4 separate regions of the Homo sapiens genome follow, and all the other regions are linked to region 1. A link is a loop called in an ENCODE intact Hi-C map of the cell type or tissue named here. Cell type or tissue: GM12878. All regions are shown on one strand. Each heading gives the region's core, and the rest is flanking DNA. Links, peaks and the distances in the headings are about the cores only.

Region 1 (5,000 bases), core at 1-5,000:
ATTCTGAAAAAATTCCAACATGGATTCTTATTTAGCCTGGATTCGGTTTACTTCAAGCAAATGTATTAAATTCAAATTTCATTCAGAAGCAAAGTCAATCTTATTCTTGAAATTACAGAATAGCCATTCTTGCCATGTTCAGTTTCTATGTGGCAGAGAACTACCCTGGGCTTACCTGCCGCAGTAGGATAAAAACTTCTGCTTCAGAGGAAACAAGAAAGAATAACAGGAGAATAGTGACTGCAAACTCTGCTTTCTGACACGATTATTGTAGCTTGTGACTCGGGACGATGTAATGTTTCCCTTAACTATGTTAAATGTTAGCACATTTTGTATTTAAAAGATCCCAAAGGTGAATCTTCTATAGCTGCTATTCATACTCTGAAAAGTCAAGTACTCTTAGGGTTGAAAGTGGGGAGCACAGGGTATTATTGCAAAAGGGGAGCATGAATCCGTGTGGTCTCTGAGTGTTACTGATATGGAGATATGGACAGGAGACAGGGAAATACTGGGTAGAAGAGGGCAGTTCCCCAGCAAAGGCCCCACCCTCAAGCCTGGAGACCCATGGCCCTGACTTGGAACAGGCATTTCTGTTTTCTGCCCAAAAAGTTGCCTTTTGGCCCACCACACCCCCCTATCCTGTACCCATGTAAACTGCAAACCCCAGGCTCCAGAAGCTGATGAGGAGATGAGCAGACAAGGAGACCAGGAGACAAGCAGACGAACAGCAGAACGGTGTGGCAGAGAAAGAGAGAAGGGAAGGCATGTCTGAATGCTGAGAGGAGTTTGGCTGGGGGCGGTCAGAGGGGAGTTTAGCTGCTGGATGGCCAAACTCCAGGGGAAGATCATCTTCCCACTCCATTCCCCCTTCCAGCTCCCCATCCTTCCCACTGAGAGCCACCTCCACCACTCAATAAAACCTCTCATTCATCCTTCAAGCCTGTGTGTGACCTGATTCTTCCAGGATGCTGGGCAAGAGCTCAGGATACAGAAAGCTGTCACACTGGCCTTCTGCCCTTGTGAAAAGGCAGAGGGTCCATTGAGCTGGTTAACACTTAAGCTCTCTGTAGACAGCAAGGCTAAAGGAGCATTATAACACTGGGGCTGCAGGCACACCCCCAAACACGGGGCTGGAGCCCACAGCACTCACCCTGATTACTATACCTGCCTGTCTGTGTACTCCCCCTCCAGTCAGGAGTTTGAGCAGCAGCAGTGATGGAACAGATGAGTCACAGATCTGTTACATGTCCTATGAGGGGGATCAGGGAACTCTCCTGTTTCATTACCAGTAAAAAGAAATGTCACATACATATATACTATGTTAAATGTATGTGTATCCTATTAAGAGAAATTAGAAGAAATTCCTTTAAAATTGTGATTGGGTTCATAAAGTTGCCTTTTAGCTTTATGTACTTTCTTTTATGTTTTTTTAAGAGATGGGGTCTTGCCTTGTTGCCCAGGCTGGAGTACAGTGGTGTGATTATAGCTCACTGCAGCCTCAAACTTACCAGCTCAAGAGATCCTCCCTCCTCAGCTTCCCAAGTAGCTGGGAATACAGGTGAGTGCCACCATGCCTGGCTAATTAAAAAAAAATTCTGGAGAAGACACAAACCATCCTTGCTATGTCCTGACCCACAGACTCTATAAGCATATTAAAATAGCTATTTTATACCATGAAGCTTTGAGGTAGTTTGTTACATAGTGAAAATAATGGAAACAGGATTCTTCTTACCTGAATAAAAACCATAACACTAAAACAAAATAGACCATCAAACTCAAGGAATTTGGAAACTAGGGTCAGCCAGGATTCTTTGGTTGCAAGCAACCAAAACCCACTCACTTAAGCAAAAGAGAATTTACTGGCAGGATATGGGGCTGGAAGGATCTAGAGGAATTAAGAACAATTCCACTTAAAAAGGCCCTCTGAGGGCCTGGGCAGAAGGAACTGATGAAGAATTTCTTCAAGTCTCAAGCACTGCTATGAATGTGCTCTGACCGTAGTCAGTTGTGTCACTCTAATTAAGATTTTAATTACAAGGAAAGCAATCAGTCAACCCAGACTGAGCCACACGCCTGCACCTTGTCTAGCAGAAGACAGGCACAGTGATTTGCAGCTTCACCAAGATCAGCACACAATGGGGAAGGGCTAAGTACCCCAAGGGAAATCAGGGTGCTCTTATTTACAAAAGGAGGACTAGATATGCAAGCATCCAAAACTCATGTTGTGTGGAACTAGTAATTCAAACGTTCTCTCACTGCACTATGAGGCTTGTGGTTTCAGGTTCTGAAATCAGCTTTATTCCAGTGTTGATAGTACTCAAAGATGACTGAAGTGGATTAGGTTTCTGGTGGCTGTTCAGTGCAGATTGGAGTTTAAGGCGTTTCCTGCTTCATATTTGCATAACCAATACTGTCTTGGGTACTGAGAGTGCGTAGATGAGTCATTCTCTAGTTGATTCATAGTGAAAGTAGTGGAGCTTGTATATTGCTGAAGCTGACTTTTTATATTGGTGGTAGTAGTAGCACTCACCCAGGCCCCCCTGTCCCACAGCTATGTGACTTTTGGCTGCTAATGACAACCACTTTCCCTTCTCCAGAGAACTGGCATCAACTGGGGAAGCCTCTGTCCTTCCTATAGTTAGTGACTAAGAAGGGCTTATGACAAAGGTTAGCCCTTTGCTTCAAAGGGAGATAACTCTGCTGCATGGTTTGCGCTCTAGAATCCTCTTCCTGTGAATCAGGCCAAGGAGAGGCTTCACCTGAATTTACATCACGTGCTTGCTTGTCTCTGTCCCTTTCTTTGCTCCACTTCCTTTCTTACAGATTTCTACTGAGAGGCGGTCCTTAATAAATCACTTTCATAAGGATCCCCATCTCAGGCTCTGCTTCTAGGTAACACAACTTAGAACATGAATCTATGTCTGTGGTTCTCAAACTTTTGCGTGCATCACAATCATTTGGAAGGCTGGTTAAAAACACAGATCTCAGAATTTCTGATTGAGTAGGTCTGGGGTGTGGCCAAAGAATGTGCAAATTCCCAGGTAATGCTGATGTTGCTGGTATGGGTACCACATTTGGAGAATCATTGTCTTGGTGATTGCTGGGTGGTATGATTTCAAGCACTGAGAAGTCTCTTCTGTACTTCATGCCTACGGCAAAACTATTTTGCCAAGTAGCCCTGCCATGGAACCTAAAATTCATGCTTAACTCTCTTTGGTTAGGAGGTTGAAGACTAAAGTATAAATGCAAATGTTATCCAGAAAAGCACAAACATATTATGTTTTATCCCTTACATTGGCTTTAGCATAGTATGGTTTACTTAGCCAATTACCTAGTAGAGCTCCGAGAAAAAAGGCAATTAAGAACAGGAAGGTTTTGATAGGGTAAAAAAAATCAAGAAAGTCCCATCACGGTATATTTCCAACTCATTTTAGTCACAGAATTCTTTCTTCAAACAAAAACTTTAGAGAAAGTCCAATACAGAGACCTAAGTGCATAGACTCTAAAGAAATCATTAAGGCTGACTGGTCTTCTCACTGGCTGTGTTGGCTGGTTCAAGAGGTGCAGGATCTTTAGCTACTTCTGTTTGATCTGGGCCTGTTCCAGGGCTGGTTCCATATGGCAAGCTTATTTTGAGGAAATACACCAACCATATGATTTCACTGGGAAACTAGAGCCCCCATATTGTATTTCAAGATCTGCAGTACTACTGCTGAGAAAACATGCATTATGAAAGAAAACAGGATTTGGCGCCATTGTTTATATAAGTGATGCTTAGTAAAATCCATGTTAGAGGAATACCAATGTCATGGGCCATGTACAAATTTTTTGATGTTTTCCCTTCTGTGTATTTCATGGTCTTGCTTTTTGTTCCATTAAAAAAAGTCTAGGGCATATGAAAATGCTTAAGTAACCACACATTGCGGCCCGTGATGGCTTGGTTTTGATGAATGATGTGGGATTGCGCAGCTCATTGCAAAGTAATGCTTTTAACTTAAATCAAATCAGTTTTAAGTGAATATGTTTTGCACATTTATGCTCCAGAGTTTGAAAAAACTTTCTTCCTAGAAAACAGCACTTCTTCAGACACTCCCACCAGTGGGGGGTTGTGGGGGTCGCCTCTCTGGCTCAGTTAAGGAGAGTGTTTACTTGCTTTGTCTTCAAACTGCTACAAGTTTAGGGCCCACAGGGCTGCTGTCTTCTTAATGAAGCGGTTAATGATGTGTGAATTATAGATCCTGACAACCCCTTTAATAAAAACAACAGGACTGCATCCACAGTATAGTGTGGCTGCTAAGTAATGACAGACTGTCTGCTTAACATAATGCAGTGTCTTTAAGTAAAGCGCCATTCTTGCATGGCGGCATTGAAAATTCCTGGTCAGTGCAGAGAAGAACAAGTGTCCTGAAGAACACGTTGATGCACAGGACACTTCTCTTCCATTCAACTGGGGCTTGGAGTGCAGGAGCCAGAGAGGTTTTAGAGACATAGCAGAATCACGAACAAGCAGCTGTTTAATACTCTTTGCTTTGTCGCCTTTGCTTTCCTGTGAGGTGCCCCTGATAGCAAAGGGCTGTATGATGGATGTTTTAATAGTCTAAAAGTTGCCCTCTTCTCCCCCTCCTCCCCACTGGAGCACAGGAATGCTGGCTTTCCAGTTGATTTCAAAGAACTAATTGTCTGCTCTGAATACCTACTGATGCTTGGATAGGATAATATGCGCGCCTGGACTTAGCCAGACAAGCCGTGCAGAGGCCCAGCTGTGGAGCCAGGCACATTCTGGTTGCTGACCTGGACAGTCAGAATGCATGAAAGCCTGGCTTGTGAGGAGCTGAAACACAAACCCAAACCTAAACAAAGCCTTTTCTCTATTTAATTTGGTGGCCACTTTTAAGAAAAAGTGAATTCACTTTCAATCCCTCTATAGGCACTGAATGTGGATTCACAGGCCAAAGTCCAATCTCTTTATCATTATCCCTGGGATGAGAAAATCCAAGTCT
Region 2 (7,804 bases), core at 1,407-6,406, 350 kb before region 1:
CTATCTCTTTCCTGGCTGGAAATTTTCCCACGGAGGCGATGGGTGTTATGGCAGCTGAATTCATAGTTCCCAGTGCTAAGGGTTAACCTTTCTTCAAATGGTAAACTCCCTCAGATGGGGGTCAACAGCAGCTGTATTTTGGGAGGGTTCTACTCAAGTGTAAATAATGTTTCTTTCTGTGGCTGCTGCCTGTTCAGATGTTTTCAGTTTAAAATAGTCTTCATAGCACTTTGGTGGGCAGCTAATTCCTTCAATCTAACCCCTTCGGCCTGTGCAGACAGGCCCCCATGATGCATTACTCACGAGGCACCTTTCATACAAAAGAGCACGTGACGTCTCCCTGGGACATTATCTTTATACTGAGCATGGTGTAAGGCCCTGCTCAAGGACATCACTCTGGTAAATGTCTCTGCTCAGTTCTGAATCATCAGCTTTTTCTTCTCAACTGCATCATCCTGTTATATACAAACGTATATACATCCTGTTATATACAAAACAGCCTTTTTTTTTTTTTTGAGGCGGAGTCTTGCTCTGTCACCCAGGCTGGAGTGCAGTGGCATGATCTTGTCTCACTGCAACCTCCACTTCCTGGGTTCAAGCGATTCTTTTGCCTCAGCCTCCCGAGTATCTGGGATTACAGGTGCCCGCCACAGTGCCTGGCTAATTTTTGTATTTTTAGTAGAGATGGGGTTTTGCCATGTTGGCCAGGCTGGTCTCGAACTCCTGACCTCGTGATCCACCCGCCTCAACCTCCCAAACTGCTGGGATTACAGGTGTGAGCCACCACGCCCGGCCAACCTTTGATTTTATAAGGAAAATTTAAATATGTATTAGGCATTCAATGGTACCTAGGAATTACTGTGACTCTAGTCACAGGAGACCCTCACCCTCAGGAAAGATAGGAGACCACGCAAATACAACGCACACAGAAGGCATTCTATTCATCCTGCTTGTTGAAAACCCTGTCTTCTCCCACAAGCCTAGGGTCAAGCCTGCTCAGAAAGGAGGAGAAAAGGTACGGATTCAGACCAGTCTCCATATCAGATCTGTCTCCAACACCTAGAGACAGTGTAGCAACAAGCCCACAGAGACAGCTCTCATCAGAAAGGCATCTCCATATGCCTGGCAGTGAGATCTAGTGAATCAGTGATGCTTGAGAACTTCGGATGTTGTCCTTGGATCAAACATGTAAAACTGGTCCACATATATTACACTCTGTATATCATTATATATTATATATGTTGCTTAACAACAGGGGTACATTCTGAGAAATGTGTCAATAAGCAAATATGGTGCTGTACAACTATCATAGAGTGTTCTTACACAAAACTAGGTGGTGTAGCCTACTTCACACCTAGGCTGTATCAAATAGCCAGTTGCTCCTAGGTTACAAACCTGTGCAACATTTATTGTACTGAGTACTACAGGCATTTGCAACACAATGGTGTCTTACATATCTAAACATAGAAAAAACATACAGTAGAAATACAGTATTAGAATTTTATGGGACCACCATCATATATGCAGTCTGTCTTTGACCAAAATGTTGTTATGCAGCACTTGACCATATATATATATATACATACACACATACACAGGCATACCTCAGAGATATTGCAGGTTCAGTTCCAGACCACTACAATAAAATAAGCATCAAAATACATCAAGTTGGCAGGGCATGGTGGCTCACACCTGCAATCCCAGCACTTTGTGGTGCTGAGACGTGCGGATCTTATGAACCCAGGAGTTCGAGACCAGCCTGGGCAACATGGCAAAACCCTGTCTCTATTAAATAGAAAAATTAGCCAAGCTGGTGGCACACATCTGTAGGCTAGCTACTCGGGAGGATGAGGTGGGAGAATTACCTGAGCCCTGGGAGGTTGAGGCTGCAGTAAGCTGTGATCGCATCACTGCACTCCACCCTGAGTGACACACTGAGACCCTGTCTCAATAAATTAATTAATTCAAAATAAATCCAACCACATGAATTTTTTGGGTGCCAGTGCGTATTAAGGTTGTTTACACTATACTGCAGTCTATTAAGTGTGCCATAGCATTATGTCTAAAAAACAATGTACATATTTTAATTTTAAAATGGTTTATTGCTAAAAATGCTAACAAAGTGAGCATATGGTGTTAGAAAAATGGCGCTCATAGACTTGTTCAACACAGGGTTGCCACAAACCTTTAATTTGTCAAAAAAACACAGTATCTGTGGAGCAAAATAAAGCAAAGCCCAATCAAATGAGGTATGCCTGTCTATAAAATATTTTGTCTCAAAAAAAGTTGACTCAATTTTGAGTGGCTAAAATTTTAATACATAGTCCTATGAAGTTGAAAAATAATATCTCTAGGCAGCCATCCTGGTTTTAATCTAATAAATTATGAAATACAAATTAACAAAGACTTGAAGGACTAGGTTAAATAGGCGATCCTAAACGTTAATCATATCACCTACTAGACGCAATTAGCTTTTGGAATAAAAGAGTAAGCATAAATATAATCAACTAATTTGTCAGATTCACCAAATACTATATTGATGTTATAAAAACTAATTCTTGGGCCATCCTGAGATTGACAACAAAATATTGACAGAATTAGACATTCATAAACACAGCCATGCCACTGCCATCCGTGCATTTCTCTTTGTGGCCTTTCCTTGCACTAAGCTAATATTTTTTTCTATTAATTTCCTTATTAATTCAAAATTAGCTAATGGTTTTGATAGATATAATCAAGGGAAAAGAAAGATGATAAACGCAAAAACGTTTTTGTGGTTTTTGCTGTTGTTTTATTGTTCTTCTCAGTGATGGATTACATTTTAAAAGGACCAGAATGTTGGTGCATTGCTAAGTCCTACAACGTGACCTTCTAAGGCCACTGAAGCTGAAAAGTGCCACATTAGGACTCAGAGTGAAAGTCACACTAATAGACTTTAGGCAAATTATTGTTTATTTTTATTTTTATTTTTTGAGATGGAGTTTCTCTCTGTCGCCCAGGCTGGAGTGCAGCGGCGCGATCTCGGCTAACTGCAAGCTCTGCCTCCCAGGTTCAAGCGATTCTCCTACCTCAGCCTCCCGAGTAGCTGGGACTACAGGCACCCGCCACCACGCTGGGCTAATTTTTTGTATTTTTAGTAGAGACAGGGTTTCACCTTGTTAGCCAGGATAGTCTCGATCTCCTGACTTCGTGATCTGCCCACCTCGGCCTCCCAAAGTGCTGAGATTACAGGCGTGAACTACTGTGCCTGGCCTAGGCAAAGTTTTTTATGTTGCCAAATTAACTGAAAGAAAAGATCTGCTGGGGTACCAGGCATGGTTTCTCCATTTTGGGGGCACAGCCAATGGATGAAACATACACTGTTGTATAATGGAGGATTTGGCTGGCTTGTGCCCCTGGTTCCTGTGACAGAGCCTCTAAACTCTTGGAATTTCCCAAGTGATAGAAGCGTCTTTATTATTCATGGTAGACCTCTCTGACCACACTGGAGTTTATGCTAATGATGTGACTCATAGTTCTAGGTATTTTCAGCATGGGGGCTTTCCATGCTGGAGAGAAAAATTATGTGGTTAGAGGGTTGGGGCTTCAAGCCATATGTTATCAACGTGACTTCCCAGCCTCTGGGGAGGGAAGGGGGGGTCTAGGGATTGAGTTCAATCATGTGGCCAGTGATTCAGCCAATCAAGCCTATAGAATGAAACCCCAGTAAGAGCTCTGGACACCCAAAGCTTAAGTGAGCTTCCAGGTGAGTGACACATATTGATGTGCCAGGAGGGTGATACATCCTGAAGACATGGAAGCTCTGTGTTGGGGACCCTCTAAGATCTCAACATATGTTCTTCTCATTTGGCTAGTCTTGACTTTATATATATATATATATATATATTTTTTTTTTTTTGATATGGAGTCTCACTCTGTCACCCAGGCTGGTGTGCAATGGCGCATCTCAGCTCCCTGCAACCTCTGCTTCCTGGGTTCAAGAGATTCTTGTTTCAGCCTCCCTAGTAGCTGGGATTACAGGTGTGTGCCATCACACCTGGCTAATTTTTGTATTTTTAGTAGCAATGAGGTTTCACCATGTTGCCCAGGCTGGTCTCAAACTCCTGGCCTCAAGTGATCCACCCGCCTCAGCCTCCCAAAGTGATGGGATTACAGGTATGAGCAACTGTGCCTGGCAACTCATGTCCTTTATAATAAAATTGTAATCCTAAGTGTAACACTTTCTGGAATTCTGTGAGTTATTCTAGGAAAGTATAGAGCCTGAGGAAGTAGTGGAAATGCCTAAATTTGTCACCAGTTGGTTAGAAGTGCAGGTGGCTGGAAAGCCCAGAGCCTGTGGCTGGTGTCTGAAGTGAGAGAAGTCTCGTGGTGGACTACACCCTCAACTTCCGCAATTTGACCTAATTCCAGGTAGTTAGTGTCAGAATGGCATTGCAGATACATACACAGAGAAAGTCGAGCACGATGCAATAAATGTGATGAGATAGGCAGGCACTGAGAAAATGCAGTGAGCACACAGAGAGAAGCCCATAACCCAGCACCTTCCCTGAAGTCAACAAAACCTTTCAGCAATGTTACTTGAGATGACTCCGAGAATGTTTGCTTTGTAAAATTCAAAAGTTAAAAGAAGAACATAAATCACCCAACCAAGGATCATCAAATCAATATTTATGTTTCTGTCATATTTTCTTCTACACATATTTCTATGGATTTTTACATATTTGAGGTACTACTCGATGTATGATTATTTTCACTTTCATTGAACATTTCCTAAGCGTAACCTCTTGGCATGAAAGGCTTATCACACATTTTCATTTAATGGCTATACGCTACGCTATCACATACATTCAATGTAATTTATATAACTGTTTTCCTAATTTGGGGCATTAAGGCTGCTTGTGGGTTTTAATATAACAAATAGTGCTAGGATAAATATCTTTACACATATATCTTTGTCCACATTTCTGATTATTTCCTTAGGATAGACTCTCAAAGTAGAGTTACTGAGTAAAAGATTTGTTTGTGCTGAGCACAGTGGCTCAACGACTGTAATCCCAGCATGCTGGGAGGCCAAGGTGGGCGGATCAATTGAGGCCAGAAGTTTGAGACCAGCATGGCCAAGATGGTGAAACCCTGTCTCTACTAAAAATACAAAAATTAGCCGGGCATGGTGGCACGTGCCTGTAATCCCCGCTACTTGGGAGGCTGACGCAGGAGAATCACTTGAACCCAGGAGGTGGAGGGTGCAGTGAGCCAAGATAGCGCCACTGCACTCCAGCCTGGGCAACAAAGCAAGACTCCATCTCAAAAAGAAAAAAAAAGAAAGAAAATAAATTTGTGCACCTCCTGAAGCCTGGTGCCAAATTTATTTATAGAAATATAAATTTACCTTCCTGCTAAGCATGTGTGAGACGCCTCTAACTTAACACTCACCAGTCAAAATTAAATTGTTAACTTTAAAAATTTAGAAGTTTGGGCCAGGCGCAGTGACTCACATCTGTAATCCCAGCACTTTGGGAGGCCGAGGCAGGCGGTCACAAGGTAAGGAGATCGAGACCATCCTGGCTAACACGGTGAAACCCCATCTCTACTAAAAATACAAAAAATTAGCCGGGTGTGGTGGCAGGCACCTGTAGTCCCAGCTACTCGGGAGGCTGAGGCAGGAGAATGGCCTGAACCCAGGAGGTGGAGCTTGCAGTGAGCTGAGATCGTGCCACTGCACTCCAGCCTGGGCGACAGAGCGAGACGCCATCTAATAAAAAAAAAAAAAAAATTTAGAAGTTTGATAGGTCCTTCAAATGTATTTGTTTTAATGTGCATTCAACTACTTGTAAGACTGTATTTTTTCATGTCCATTGGTTATTCCTATTTATTCTGTCTTAGTACTTGTTCTAAGTATTTATTGGAATCTTAAGTGTTTAGCTTTAACTATTTGTTAAATATATCATATAAAGTTCATGTACTATAGATTTTTCCTAAAGAGTGATGCTATGATGTAAGGGTGTTAATCCTTTATGAAGTTAGTTAGGAAGTTAACCCTTCATATTATTTTTAATAGCTTTTGTTTCAAATTGTTGAGTTTTGAGAATTTTACTTTTTGTGGAAAAAAATTTTTTGGGATATTTTTGTTCATGATTGTGTGACAGACATTGAGGTGACCTGCTCAGATTGCCTTTCCAGAAAGAACTCCTGTCCAGTGAGTAGGAGTGTGTTTAGCTGATGGCCTCTAGTTATCAGTTCCTTCAGGTTTTGCCTCAGCTTTTGAGCTGAGGGCACATTATTTTGGGGGTGGTCCTCAACCAATGACTGAGCCAGGCAGTTGTTTAAGGGCCTACCCATCTTCACCAAACACAGGACCCCTCTAACGGGCATTTTTAATATTTTTTTACCCAGCACTGGAGCTTGAATGCAATTGCTCCAATAAAAATGTCATGATCATTTGCCCAGTTCCTGAACCTGAGCAATTCCAGACCTGGAATCTATTAACCAAAGAAGTGGCTGGGTTCCCAGGGGGAAAACCCTGCCAACACTGAGACAAATATACAGAGCACTGACACTCCAAGTTCTTCTCTAAAGGCATTTATGGCCATTTATTCAAGTGAATACATAATATGGTAAGAATGACCAGACCCTTTAAGGGGTATTAGATAAAGAGTCCAAGTGGTCACTGAAACTCGGGGACATGGAATGTCATCATGGCCTCTCTTCTTAGAGTGGGGTCACATAGGAATCAAGAAATAATGAGGCCAGGCACAGTGACTCATGCCTGTAAACCTAGCACTTCGGGAAACGGAAGTGGGAAGATTGCTTGAGCCTAAAAGTTTGAGACCAGCCTGGGCAACACATTTCTTTAAAAAAAAAAAAAAAAACATCAGCTAGGCATGGTGGCACGTGCCTGTAGTCCCAGCTACTTGGGAGGCTGAGGTGGGAGGATCACTTGAGCTGGAAAGGTCGAGGCTGCAGTAAGCAGTGATCACACCACTGCATTCCAGCCTGGGTGACAGAGACCCTATTTAAAAAAAAGAAACAAGAATGAAGAAATTTCAAGGCCTAGAGTAATAATAATATGTCCTCTAGGTTCACAAACCCTCCTGGTGGTCAGTTCCCTAGTCCCTGAATGTATAATTAGATTTAACACACTTGAAAATTAGAAAACCATCTATATTGAGACATTGGCTTATAGGAGTAATAGTTATCAGAGTGTGGAAAGCCAAATTGGAGGCTATGAAATAATCCACCACCACTCTCCAGTCAGCATAGCAAATCAAAAACATTACTGCATCCCAGGTAAGAAAATGAGGAGCACCAAAGACTAGTGCTTTTGTTTTGTTTTGTTTTTTGTTTTTTGCAATGCAGTTTCACTCTTTTTGCCCAGGCTGGAGTGCAATGGCACAATCTCGGCTCACTGTAACACCTGCCTCGCGGGCTCAAGAGATTCTCCTGCCTCAGCTTCCCGAGTAGCTGGAATTACAGGTGCCCACTAATTTTTGTATTTTTAATAGAGACGGGGTTTCACCATGTTGACCAGGCTGGTCTTGAACTTCTGACCTCAGGTGATCTGCCCACCTCGGCCTCCCAAACTGCCGGGATTACAGGTGTGAGCCACTGCGCCCAGCCCTTAGTGTCATTTTTAAAGGACTAAAGGGTCCAGGGATGGTGGTACCTAGCATATCTCTATTTAATTCACCAGTCCAGTTCCTGCAGAAAGTAAATTGGTTTTGGAGAATGACTGAGACTTCAGTAAGATCAACCAAGCTGTTGCCCAGTCACAACTGCTGTACCATGTGTGGTATCATTGTTAAAG
Region 3 (5,000 bases), core at 1-5,000, 530 kb after region 1:
TCCTTCCCCTCTAACATCACAATGGCTTTCCTAGAATAAGTGAATCCTCCCTCACTCTTCTCATGCTTAGTCCACATGATTTGGGTATGGCTGACTCCACCCCATGGCTCTAAGTAGGGCAGGTGACTCAGACCTGGAAGGAGGAGTACAGTAGCCCCTGACAGAATGATTACTCAGGAGAGAACGTGTGACCATCACAGCCATTTAACATCCACTTTTTCTGGAACTGCTGGGAAAGAAACATGAAATTTCTGTTGGATTTACTAATGTGAGAGCCTGTTAGTATGGAGCTGCTTGGGACCATTTCTCAAGGAATTATGTCAAAACAGAGGAAGCCCAAGTCAAGAAGAGACTAGTGTATTTCTGAAAGCACTCTTACAGGAGCAACATCCAGTGATTCTTGGGCCTAGACTTGGACTTTTCCGTTACTATCGCTGATACATTAGCCCATTTTTGCATAAGCCTGCTTGAGTTGAATTTTAGGCTCTTACAGAAGGAAGAGACATTTTGGTTATCACTATGGCTGACGCTTAAAAGAGAGATTTAAAATTTCAACTCAAATGCCCTCTCCCTTCTCACAATTTATCCAAACTTCTATTAAGCTTCTATTAAGGCTGAGTTCAAGTTATACATTCTCTGTGGGTAGCCTCCTCCTCTGGACTGTCATGTGAACCGCACAGCAAGAGAAGCAATGTAGAGGCACTGGGTTTCACAACACATGCAGTCAATTACCTGGATGGGGGCTAGGGGTCGCCAGGAGTTTAAGGACTACTTTTTAGAAATTTATTTGTTTGTCATTTACTAATTGTAGTGAGTTGAACAATGTTCCCCCCCAAATCTGTGTCAAACCAGAATCTCAGAATGTTATTTGGAAATAAGATCTTTGCAGATGTAGTTATTTAAAAATCTCAAGACGAAATTATCCCAGATATAAGGTGGGCACAAAGTTCAATGACAGGTATCCTTATAAAAGAGGAAAGGACACAGAGACCCAAGAAGAAGGCCATGTGGAAAGAGGGGCAGAGTTTGCAGTTATGTTGCCACAAGCCAAAGAACACCAGGAGCCACCACAAATTGGGAGAGGTAAGGAAGAATTCTCCCCTAAAGTCTTTGGAGGGAGCATAGTCCTGCTGACGTCTTGATTTCAGACTTCTGGCTCCCAGTGTTATGAGAAAATAATTTCTCGTTTTTAGACACCAAATTTTTTTATTATTTGTTATGGCATCCATATGAAATGAATACACCAGTGAAGCTATAAAGTATGAGAAAGTGGGGAGAAAGCTGAAAACTCTAAGAAATGACTTTGCTGGAGAAGGGGAAGTTCATGTCAAAGTTCATTAGCATTGAGATAAAAAAGATCAGTGCTATTCCCCATACACTGTACATTCTCCCTTGTGCCTTTATCCTAATTAATCAGATGCTGACCAGGCTTTGTATATTATCTGATGGCCATTCTCAGGAAAAGCAAGGATTTGCTGAGCTTTTGCACTTTTCTGAGATGGGGAAGGCACTGAGAAAAAGGGCGCATGACGATTTTACTACAGAAATTCTGCAGTGTGATTTGGCATCATGACAATTTGGCCATCTGCTTTGTGGAGGGAGTCCAGCACCATCAACGAGACAGTGTAATTTCTGTCACTTCTTAGAGAAGCATCCTTGTAACACAACAGTCCTTTGGTGGGTTCATTGTGTGGCAGTGTAAATTTTCATGACTAGGGTCCTCGTCCATCCTGGTTTGCCTCAGACAGCCCCAATTTATGCCTGTTGTCCTGGCTGAATTAATTACAGCCCTCCCTTTTTCACTTTGAAAAGTGTCCCTGTTTGGATGATAAATTATATAGCCACCTTAGCTATGACACAATCTCTCATTAAAAAAAAAAAAAAAAAGCTGTAAAGCTTTGCAAATTGATTTACTTTCATTTTCTTGCCAACCCCACAAGATTACTTACAATGTTTTGGAAATAGTAATTACATTTTTTTTTAAAGAGAGTTTTGCCTGGGAGTTAGAAAAGGGAAGTTCAAAAAGGGAAGTCTATGCTGTCTGTTTCCTAAAGACTGTTTCGCTCCTCCACAGCAGGTGCCCCCACCAGTGCCTCCCTACCCGCTCCCAGCTTTGGTGGCAGAGCAATGCCTCTATCCAGTGAAAGGAATTTGGCTGCTTCAGCAAGGTGACAACTGCACACATCCATATCTGCAAGGCAGGTGTAAGCTGGCATTTTGCCCAAGTCTAGCCAGACAGCTTCATAAATCCTGCCCTTACCACAGCCCGAATTACTTTTCATGACACAAAGCCAAGCTGTGTTATTCACCTAATGCCCCGATTTACAGTTCCCAAGACAAAAGAACATACAGATAGAGTTTCAGGGCTCTGTTTGCCTTCACGTTTATCTAAAGGTCAGTTTCAGGTCACGCTCAAGAAACCTGACAAATGGTGGTGAATAAACCTAAAAATAAATTAAATGCAAGTGGGAAACTTAAGCATTCCTTATTCTTGTGCCAAAAGAAAACTCAACCCAATTGACATTCTTTTAATATCTGAGATAAACAGCTGTTCTCTTATTCATGGCATCGTAGGGAATTATCATGCTCCCTTCAGCTCCTGCGCACATGTACATGTGTGTGCTTCCACATAAGGTACCCACATGTACACACATACACACGTCTCGGCGCAGTTCCCGTTTAGGTATTTGTTCTTGTGTCTTTAAGGACCTGAGTTCATGGAAGACTTGAGGGTCCTCAGAGTGAGAACTGCTCTTATCTGGAACAGTGCTGTGGTTGCCCAGGAGTACCACTCATGTCCTGCCAGGCTCAGGGGCACTAGGACGTCAAGCAGAAATCTCATCACTCTATGAACGAGAAAATCAGACCAACAAATGCCGGTCCTTGGAGAGAGATAATTGCTCATATGCCAGATTCATGAAGGTGAGAGTTGAGCAGTTAACCTGAAGAATGCTTCATGCAAATAGGCTTAGAACTGCGGAACAAGAAAGTGCTGGAGCCCCACCAACTGAAAATACCTCTGCAGAAACCTCAAGACCTCAACAGTCCATTGCCGAGTTGTTGGCCATGACAGGGCTTCTAGAGCAGCACTTAATTTACCCTTGGTAATTCTAAGGAAAATGATAGACAACAACAAAAAACCCACCTTCTGCCCTTCAGAAAACTGCAATAGACTTTGAGATCTACCCCACTATGCTGTGTTTTTCTATATGTAAACCTTCTCTATGATGTAGATTTTCCTTCCTCCCACTCCATCCCCAAACCCCCAGCCTCGCTTTTCTATTCACAAGATTGGGACAGAAATTTCACTAAGAGAAGTAAGACACTGCTGGAGAAGAAACACACTGAGCCCATCACATTTCACAGTGGGTTTGTAAATTCCAGCTGCCTCTGTTAGGGTTACAGAACAAGCCCAGAGTTGTTTCTAAAGACATAGTCAAGTAAAACTCATCACTGTCAAGCTTCTGAATGCAAGGAAGAAGTGTGGCAGATGAATGTGTTTCTGTGACTGGTTTGAAAACCTGCCATATGGTTTGTGGACAGTAGCATTTGGACAACTGAGGTATAAAGGAGTCTTATGGCACCATCAGCAGCCACATTTGCTCACTCTCACCCTCTCAGCTCTCACTTGTCCCACACGTACAGATGGGGCCCTACTGCAAGACTTTTTGGCTTTCCTCCTAACAGCTTCCATTGACTTACAAAGAGTGCAGGCTGGAAGCACTGGGATTTCATTCCCCCAGAGAGCAGCCAATGGCACATGGGAGTTGGTGGATATATACCCCAGTGGTGAGAACTCTGAGATATGTTTTACACTGGCTCTCAACAGTCCCCAGTGGGGTTATGCCCCCATTGCCCACCATGATAACTGGCTCAGTAGGGCACCGTTTAGCGGCTTCTTTACCTTCCCTCTCTCATTTCCTCATCCCACTACTGGTGCTACTTGGATCCCCTCACAAATAAAGCACTTGTATTAAAATCCTTATCTGGAGTCAGATCCTGGGGGATCCCAGCCTAAGAAAGCACACTATGAGGATATCTGTGAAAAGGCAGGTGGAACTACATAGATTATGTGACTTGTGTCTGAAGAGTGAGCCCCATAGGGCATTTGGAAATGGCACAGAGGATGTGCCCTGGAGTATCCACATGTATTGATGGAGGTTATAGAATGTGAACTTCCAGATGCAAATGTACTAGTAAAAAGTGCATTATTTGTGTGCATGTGCAAGCCAGGGAGTGGGGATTGTGGGGAGAGACTAGGAGGTAAGGATGTCTCATCTTCCATTATTATTAGAATTATGACTGAGAAGACAAAGCATCACTTTGAGATTTGTCTGTGTGTTTGAAAAGGCGGATGAATGTTATTAATGTATTCCAGGAAGTACTGAACACCAACTTGAAGCTTTTATCCGCTTTTCTTTGCTCTAATTTCTAAAGCAAAAATGTCTTTCCTCCAAATACTCTATTAAAAGAACGTATGAAATTAATGAAACACATCATTACTTTTACAATGGCCAAATTGTAGATTTGTCACAGTACAGAGATGGAAACTCATTAAGCTATTGTGTTTCTGCTTCACATTTTATAGTGCATTAGAAGAAAAAGAATTTTCCAAACCTACCAAACCTTCTTCTTTTCTATTGTCTTTCCAAAACTTCTTTTATAGTTTGAGCTGCAAATCATCTGACTTATCTCTCTATGCCTATAGTATCAGTAGAACAGAAATTAAGAATAGCTGTGGCTGAAAATGAGAATCTCAATTTGGGGTTGTAAATTTCATGCTTTATTTGAGAACTAGGATAGAGTTGACAAGTCTTTCCATCCTTTGAAAGAAGATGAGTAGAGCAGCATTCTTCTTTTATCATCCTGTCAAACCCCTTCCCTCATATCTTTCAGGGAAACTGTGAATTATTTATCCCACTGGGTTTGGGCATTTTAGCAAACATCAGCACTGTTGCAGTGTGAAGCCAAGCTGATCGTTCAGTTACCCTCCACATTAT
Region 4 (7,804 bases), core at 1,568-6,567, 130 kb after region 1:
CTATTTTTCATTTTTCTTAGGAATGAATGGATAGAAGGCAGAAAACTCACTACACAATTTCATACTTCAGTTTATCTGAAATGCATATAAAATGCATATAAATGTAGCAAATTTGAGAGAAACAGGGTAGCTTGAGCCAGTGTCCTTTGTTGCTGGGTCCTGTCAGTTACTCACAGAGAGGATCCATTCAGCACAGCTGAAGTGCATCCTGCCAATACCACACATTCTGTCCACATGTAGTGTCTTCAACTTTGATGAAGGCAGGGTCAGACCACAGGGTCAAACTGTTTTACCCCGCAATTTAGTTGATGTTCCCTGAGCCCTTTAAAACTTTCTGAGCTCACAAATATTATATAATTTTAATGAATGCAAATGTTTTAAATCTGGTGTTTAAAAATTTAAGTTAGCCACTCTTCCACCAACAAATATACACGAGTGTCTATAACTTGCAAGCTATTGTTCTGGCTACCACAGAATACAAAGATGCTTGACATCTACCCCAGTCCTTCAGGTTTCTTGCAGTCCAGGAGTCTTTAGCTGTATAACTAAATATAATTACCTAGCTTTCTCTAGATCAGTCTTCTGTTTTTTAAAATTCCATATTCCATTATCACAAAGTTATTTGGCTTGGTTTGTGTTAGAAGAGAGTCACCTTTGGTCTCATCTCTTTGAAAATTCTGTTTGTTTATATATTACCATTTCAATTTACAATCACCCTGTGGTGGGATAAAGGCTTGAAAGAGGTATGATGAGCACCTTGGAGGGGGATAAGAGGATCAGTTGCCTTATTTCACAGGTGAGGAAGCTGAATACCAAAAGCCCAGAATGAAAGGTCCAAGACCTATAGCTGGATACAAATGAGCAGAGGCCTCTGGATGCTCACACCAGGATGATTTCCTTTCTCCTCAAAGATTAGGCAGAACCAAGCATCCCAGGGGTGATTGTTTGCAGGCCAGGCTACCGGTACCCACGCAGCTTCCAGCATGGTGATTTTACCACACAATGTAAACAGATGGCCCGTGGTTCCAAGAACCAGCTGAATGCTTCAATCTGTCCACTCCAGCCGTTAGGGTGAGCCGACCATCTCAATTCATATTGCAGGCCAGTGTGCCACAATTACTGCTTGATCATTTTCAATTTGGAGGATTTAAAGAAAGAGCACCCTTCTGCCTTTGCTAGAATTTAAAAAAGATATTTAGAAAATAGCAGGAAAGTGTCATCTTTGTTGTTTTCCTTGTCCATGTCAACAAGAATACATTTTCTTAAGAGATTTGTGTAACCATTCTTTTGTCTTGATCCAATTGTTAGAAATTAATTTCCCTTTGTTTTCACAGCAACATCCTTGACCTAATGGGTGCCTTTGCTCTTTATGTACACACAAAGTCATAAAAATCCTTTAAGTCTGTATGAATATCCCTCACAACATCTAAGAGGAATCCATCCAGTTTGGAGTAGTTTGGCTTGAAGGGATTTAATTGCTGCAAACTGTATTTGTAAACTAGTTCTTTCCACCACATCTAACAATTTTGTGAAGTAATTGTTAGCAGAAACAAAATCTGTATTTATTAATGTTTAGTGTGTTTCAGCTGAAATCAATTTTCAAAGCATACTTTTGAGTGCCATTTACATTCAAAAATAAACACAGCAGATGTGTTATTAGGCCGGCTTCAGGATATTCCAGGAGGCCTAATGTGCCAACATTTACTGCATCAAGGCAAATGAGTAAACCTCCAGAGTGATCAGCTCCATGGAACTAATGTTTTATCTAATCCAAGGCTCGAATGAGACATGAACAGATTTCTGCTCCGCTACGCTACCAGTAATTAGCAAAGTCTCCCTAGGTCTAGTTGCATTTAGAATAAAGTAAATAATATTCATGATTTGGCCATTTCTGTTACATTCCTGTGGCTTCTAAAATTGAAAGAATGAATTCAAACAAGCTGTTGCATATAGCAATCACCATAAATGCTTCTCCAAATAGTGTAGATTTTTTCTGGAAAATCTAAAGCTCCACATACCTAAGTCTTATACTAAATAATATTCATAGTAGAGCTGCTTAATGTTGCTTTTCAAAAACTCCAAGAAGAACCATGTATATTTTTTTAACTACAAGGGACCAGTGTATACTGATATAATTTTATGTCTCATTTTCTGGCCTCACTGAACAGAAGAGGACCTGCTAGAAAGTCTCCTGTCTTCACTTATCTTTTGCGTATTTCTAAAAATAAAATGGAAATCTTGTTAAAAGATGACAAAATACCTGTTTTATTGCAAAAGTCTTCCTTTTCACATAGAAAATGGATACAGACACGAGTTCTCAAATTGTTATCTTTCCTTAACGAAGAAAGGTGACAGGGTGAATTAGTTCTTCCTCCTTCAGAATAATGCTTTCCACATATCACCCTCTGCTGTGGTTGAGCTCCACCTACCTGGGAAGGCAGGTTATCCTCCATGACAGGGGAGACATCTGCAATATCTCTGCTCAACCAGGATTGTCCACCTTCATAAAGTCACAACGGCATTGAGATGCGGCTTTTCTTGCTGCATCTGTTTTGATGCAAAACCTACAAATGGAAAAAAGAATTTCCCAATCCCAAACACTCTGGGAAGCTCTTTGATCTTCTGTCTTGCAAGATGGGGTTCGAGTTTTAAGAAACAAATTTTTATGATTGCAAAGACCTTTGATGAGGCAAATAACATGCGGTAAACTAAGGAGTGATTTAAGATTTTGGTTTGCTAGGTTTCAGGAGCACCCCCCTTCCTTCTAATGATGTAGTGGAACATTCTCCACTTCAGTGACTTTTAAACATCGATGTTATTCCCCAGCAAACTTTCAAAATTGGTTTTATTTTTCTTACCTAACTGACGATTATAGGGTTCCTGTGAATTCTCTGCTCTTAGATAAGTTAGTGTTTCTGGATACAGAGAGTACTTGTTGGATGTCTGTTGGCTCAGTAGTTGTGTGTCACCCTGAGGCTCTGACTTAATTGGCAGCTCCACCCATGGGCAGTGGTGCCCCAGCAAGGGAAGGTGGGAAAGTTAGGCAGAGCAGAACGGCTGTTTCATTAAGTTCTCCTGACTACCTGGATTATTTGCTGTCTTAATCCCATCTTTTTTTTTAATTAATTTATCTTTTTATTACACTTTAAGTTCTAGGGTACATGAGCACAATGTGCAGGTTTGTTACATAGGTATACATGTGCCATATTGTTAACCCCATCTTTCAGGGCAGTAAAAAATAAAATAAAATAAAGATATTTCAAGGTGAAGTCTTACGTGATTGCTCCATAACTGTGGATCTCCTAAAAAGTATTTTTTTATGTGTGCCCCTCAACATTCTCAGTTGCCAGTGTGCCAAAATCGGATGAGTTGTAAAAGGTAAATATAAATTGAAAACAAAAGTGCCTACTGTAATATCTGGCACATAGTATTAAATAAATGTTAGTTGATACTGAACTATAGAGCCTTATACACAAATATCCTTCAAATGGAGAATTTTATATTGTAAAAGTCACATGATTCTCTTTTTATGCTGCCAGCAGTTCTCCATGATGGACATTCTAAATATTGAATATTATTATCTTTATTTTTGAAATGAAAGGGACGGGGAAAAAAATGTAAAAGATTAGCCTAAACGACGGTATGTGGTCACAGACAGAGGAAGCAGTCGAAGACTGATTTGTTTTATTCCATTTCATTTTTATTCAGAAAGGCAGAGGTGAGTTAGTTTTATAGGAAGTTGCAGTATCCAACTGTATTTTGTTTAATTTTTGAAACAATTTTGCTTATGTGGGTTATACTCGCTTTTAAGGTTTATTCCTGTTGAAACATGTAAATCTGGTTAATTAAAAAACTGCTGTGAAGTATTCCATTCTCAAATTCTCAAGTTTCTTGCCTTTTTTTTTAATAGTTAAAAAATTTCATTCCTTACTAAAGCAGGAATGTGTATGACAGTCATACAAGGCAATATTTCTCATGCTGGTCAAGATTTTTGGTTAAAATCTTAGCAAAGTCGTGGCAATCTTAGGAATTTAGATTTTCAGACACTGAGTAGTTGCATAAATTGGACAGTGGTTCTTTGATTTAGTTTTGTACGTGTATTCTAAGTAAGTTATTTATATAAATTACTAAACCTAACTCAGTATTTTTAATCATAATCTTCAGCATGCATCATTATATGTTGTAGAGGAAAAGAGCTTTTAATCTAGTGGAATTCCAAATCATCTGTGTTGCCGTTCCTGAGAGAAATAGATAATGTTTGGGTAATGGTTATCATGCAGTTGGTTTAGATGACTGTTGTGAACTGAGTGTTTGCATCTGCCCAAAATTCATAGGTTGAAACCGAAACCCCCAATGTGACTATATTTGGAGATAGGACCCATGAGATGATAAAGGCTAAATGAAGTTAAAGAGTGGGTTCCTAATCTCACAAGGCTGGTGCCCTTATAAAAAGAGGAAGAGAGATCAGAGCTGTCTCTCTCCATGTGAGGACACAGCAAGAAGGCTCTTGTCTGAAAGCCAAGCAGAGAGCCCTCAGCAGGAAACAAACCATGCTGGCAACCCCAAACCTGGACTTCCCAGGCTCCTTCACTGTGAGAAATCAACCTCTGTGGTCTAAGCCACCCAGTCTGGTATTTTGTTATGGCAGCTCGTGATGACTAATATAATAATCGATGTATTATAACACTTGTGGGGACCTCACAATTTTAAGGAGTGACAAAAACATGAGTCGTCCTGGGTTTTGTTTATACTCTGTGTCTCAGAATCAGTGAAGCAAAGAAGTTGATGCTGGAGTAATCTCTGCTACATCCTCAAAATGGCCCAATGAGGCCAGTGTTGAGAAATAAATTTATCGCTGCACATTATTATCATTACTACCTTAAGGATGAGGAAACTTACTTGCCAAGAGTCACACAGTTAAAGTACAAATTCAGAGGTCTTTCTATACCACACTGCCTTTTAGTTTCAAAATTCTGTCCTGAATCATTTTATTGGTATGACTTGCATCACCCTAAAGAGAGCTCTGATCTCAGGGAAGCTTTGTGCAAAAAAAGGGAACCATAGGAGCTGGATGACATTTAATTGACCCAGAAACTTCTAAAAATTCCAAAGGTGATGTTATGTGGAGTTACATGCCACTTACAGAAACCAGCTTCCAGCAAGTGGCTTACCAAGACTAAGGAGGTAGCAAAAGGTAACTGCTGAAGGTGAGAGAGTGGCTTGGTGCAGTGATTTCAGAATAGAATCTATCAGTCAAGGTCCTGGCAGGAAGAGTACTTTCAGGCTGGGTGTTTGATGAAAATTTCTAGGAGAACATGAACAGGGTTTTCAAAAAGTGACTAAGGCTGGTGTAGCACCCCTAAGGGGCATTAAGAATGCAGGGCCATTATTATCCCAGGCCTGAAGAGGACAGTGCGGGTGAGCAATTATAGGAGCCCAGAGAGAGAATTGTGTGGAAAGAGCTCCTGACAGGAGCTTTGACCTTCTGTGGAGAGTCACAGCCTGTCCACAGCGACCCTCATTCTCTTCCTACCCTCTGCACTCTGCAAACCAGGGGAAGTGGGGCAGTGGCTCAACACAAGCAGAAGCCAAAGGACAAGGGAGTGCTGATAGCTATATAAACCTCCTCCTGTGCGTGCACATGCATGTACACACACACACACGCACGCGCGAGAGTATAGAGAGAGGATCTGCCTGGACAGGCAGTTCAAATGTATCAGACTCCTTCATTGTGGCCCCTCAGTACTCTATGATCTGGCCTATCCCTGCCTTCCTGCTCACCACACACCACTCACTCTGCTCAGCCACACTGACCCTGGGCCATGGGTCATTTGTGCGATTCTCTGTGAGACATTGTTCTTCCTCAGCTCAAGCACGTCTTTTTCAGAGACCCCTTTCCCCCACCAGAGTTTCTGCTCTCCCTTAAGTTCTCCATTTTTACCCACATGTGACCCCACTCACCCTTTTCTTTGATTCCCTTGTTTTGTTTCCTTCGTGCAGCCCCTAGTTTCTTAGCTTGGGAAGATACTTATCATTCATCATCCCCTGTATTTTTGAAAACTCCAGGAGATCTGGGCCTTGTCTGCTTTGTTCCCTGCTCTATCTTTAGCCCCTGGAACAGTGCCTGGCATTTTGTAGGCTCTTGAGATAGGCTTGTTGAATTGCCGAATGAGTGAATGAATGAACAAATGGAGTGTTTGGGGTGTACAGTGTAAAGCACAACTTAATAACTAAGACTCTGGAATGTAGCAAATAAATAAAGTGGCCGAGGGCATCAGGCAGAGATATGTGGAGTTCTATAGCAAAGAGCATCAAATTATGTCTTTATGCTGTCGCTGTTGAATTTACTGGCCCCAGGATTACACTGAACAAAGTCCTTATTGAACCCAGCATTTCAACAGTGCTGTCCTTGCTGCCTGTTAGAAAGCATAAACTGGAAGTCTTGATAAGTGGCAGCAAATGCTCTTGTTTTCCGTGAGCATCTCGGAAACATCAGGGACAAAGTCAATTTGATGCTTTTCTTGAGAAAGCCCATCAGTTTAGGTGATGCGTTTACATTTTTTTCATACTATATGATTTAATTCTCCATACTGTTCCTATATATCAGAGTTTTTGATCTTGATTCCTTTGACTAGGATTTTAAATATGTTTATTGAATTAAATTTCTTATTCAATTTATGGGTCAAGGGGGTCCAGTATGCCCCATTAGCTGATAGATGGACTGACCATGATGCTATTTTTTTCTGCCAAGCTAAGCTTCTCCTAAGCTGCATTTCTGTTTGGTCAAGGAAATCCTCCCCCTCCTTCCATCTCCACTTCCCTCAGTAGCGCCTTTACTTAACACTTGTAGATTTTTTTGGTGATTTACAAAAATCACATTTTCCCTTTTAGAAATAATTGATCTTTGAATCTGGGGATTCTTGCCCCACTTAAGATACTTAAAGAAACTCTAGTGAGTGTGTGAATTAATTAAGAGGTATTGAGTGGCTCCACCATGCTGGGTGCTATCTGGGCCCTGAAAACACCAGGAAGAACAAGACAGACTTGGTTCACTTCTTATGGAGCTTCTTGTGAGTTGGGGGAAGATTTTTTAAAAACCAAGAAAATATAAAATAAAGAAAGGAATTATAAGCTGTGTAAGGTAGAGCATCCCCAGGGGCCCCACTTTAGGCAGAGCCATCAAGGGGGCCCTTTCTGAGGGGTAATCAAAAGGTAGATGGGAAAAGCAGGTGGGAGGGGGGCACTCTGGACAAAGGGAACAAGGCCAAGTCCCTGAGTGAAGGAGGAAATGCTATATTTGTGGCAGTGAGAAGAGGCCACCAGGGGTGAGGAGCCCTGAGTTAGGGAAGAGTGGCTTGCAATAACTCTGCAGGCCATGGTGAGGATGTATGACTTCAATCTAACTGCGGTGGATGCCTTTGATAGATTTTAAAGAGGAGAGTGATATGATAGCATTTCCATTTTAAGATACATTTGCCTATCTGTATTGAGGGAATCAGAGGCAGAAAGTGTAGCAGAGTAAATCAGTTAGGAAGCTATGACATCGAGCTATAGGAGGCTGAGAGGAGGCCATTCATGTTCAGGAGGAAATAATGATAAAGTGGGATTGTGGGTTTGGGGTGGTAAAATGAACAATTGGTGTTCACTTTCTATTTGCTTAATGAAGTACGAGGTAAAGTTGTCAGCTGAGAATAAGGGCAGAGGGGGAGGTGTGGAAGGTCTGAGGCAGTGCTGTGAAACAGCCATCTTGGGAAGTGGGAAAGAGTCCACTCCTTTAAAAGAGGAGAATTGCTGGCTGTGTGGA

The links. A loop is a pair of places that touch in the nucleus more often than their neighbours do. Peaks named below come from ENCODE experiments on the same cell type or tissue, not always from the same donor. Only the 100,000 strongest peaks of a DNase experiment are listed, where the experiment ranks them.
Region 2: a loop joins it to region 1, with 6 times the contacts of the local background. A loop is called at or near these places in 2 of 110 quality-filtered maps.
Region 3: it touches region 1 in a loop (4-fold over the local background); 5 of 110 quality-filtered maps call a loop at or near these places.
Region 4: a loop joins it to region 1, with 8 times the contacts of the local background. A loop is called at or near these places in 3 of 110 quality-filtered maps.

The regions. Positions count from the first base shown.
Region 1 is chr5:124,581,389-124,586,388 of GRCh38, reverse strand. No RefSeq gene overlaps it. Among named protein-coding and RNA genes, the nearest start is that of LINC01170, 150 kb to the right of the region's middle. In GM12878, for the core only: no CTCF peak of the experiment used is centred there; a DNase peak (open chromatin) is centred at 2,338; H3K27ac peaks cover 268 bases.
Region 2 is chr5:124,931,818-124,939,621 of GRCh38, reverse strand. No RefSeq gene overlaps it. Among named protein-coding and RNA genes, the nearest start is that of ZNF608, 190 kb to the right of the region's middle. RefSeq lists an enhancer at 3,313-3,712. In GM12878, for the core only: no CTCF peak of the experiment used is centred there; DNase peaks (open chromatin) are centred at 2,891, 3,541 and 4,381; H3K4me3 peaks cover 385 bases; H3K27ac peaks cover 2,481 bases.
Region 3 is chr5:124,054,517-124,059,516 of GRCh38, reverse strand. No RefSeq gene overlaps it. Among named protein-coding and RNA genes, the nearest start is that of LINC01170, 380 kb to the left of the region's middle. RefSeq lists an enhancer at 2,616-2,805. In GM12878, for the core only: no CTCF peak of the experiment used is centred there; DNase peaks (open chromatin) are centred at 2,176 and 2,946; H3K4me3 peaks cover 2,089 bases; H3K27ac peaks cover 741 bases.
Region 4 is chr5:124,450,513-124,458,316 of GRCh38, reverse strand. No RefSeq gene overlaps it. Among named protein-coding and RNA genes, the nearest start is that of LINC01170, 16 kb to the right of the region's middle. In GM12878, for the core only: no CTCF peak of the experiment used is centred there; DNase peaks (open chromatin) are centred at 4,516 and 4,932; H3K27ac peaks cover 294 bases.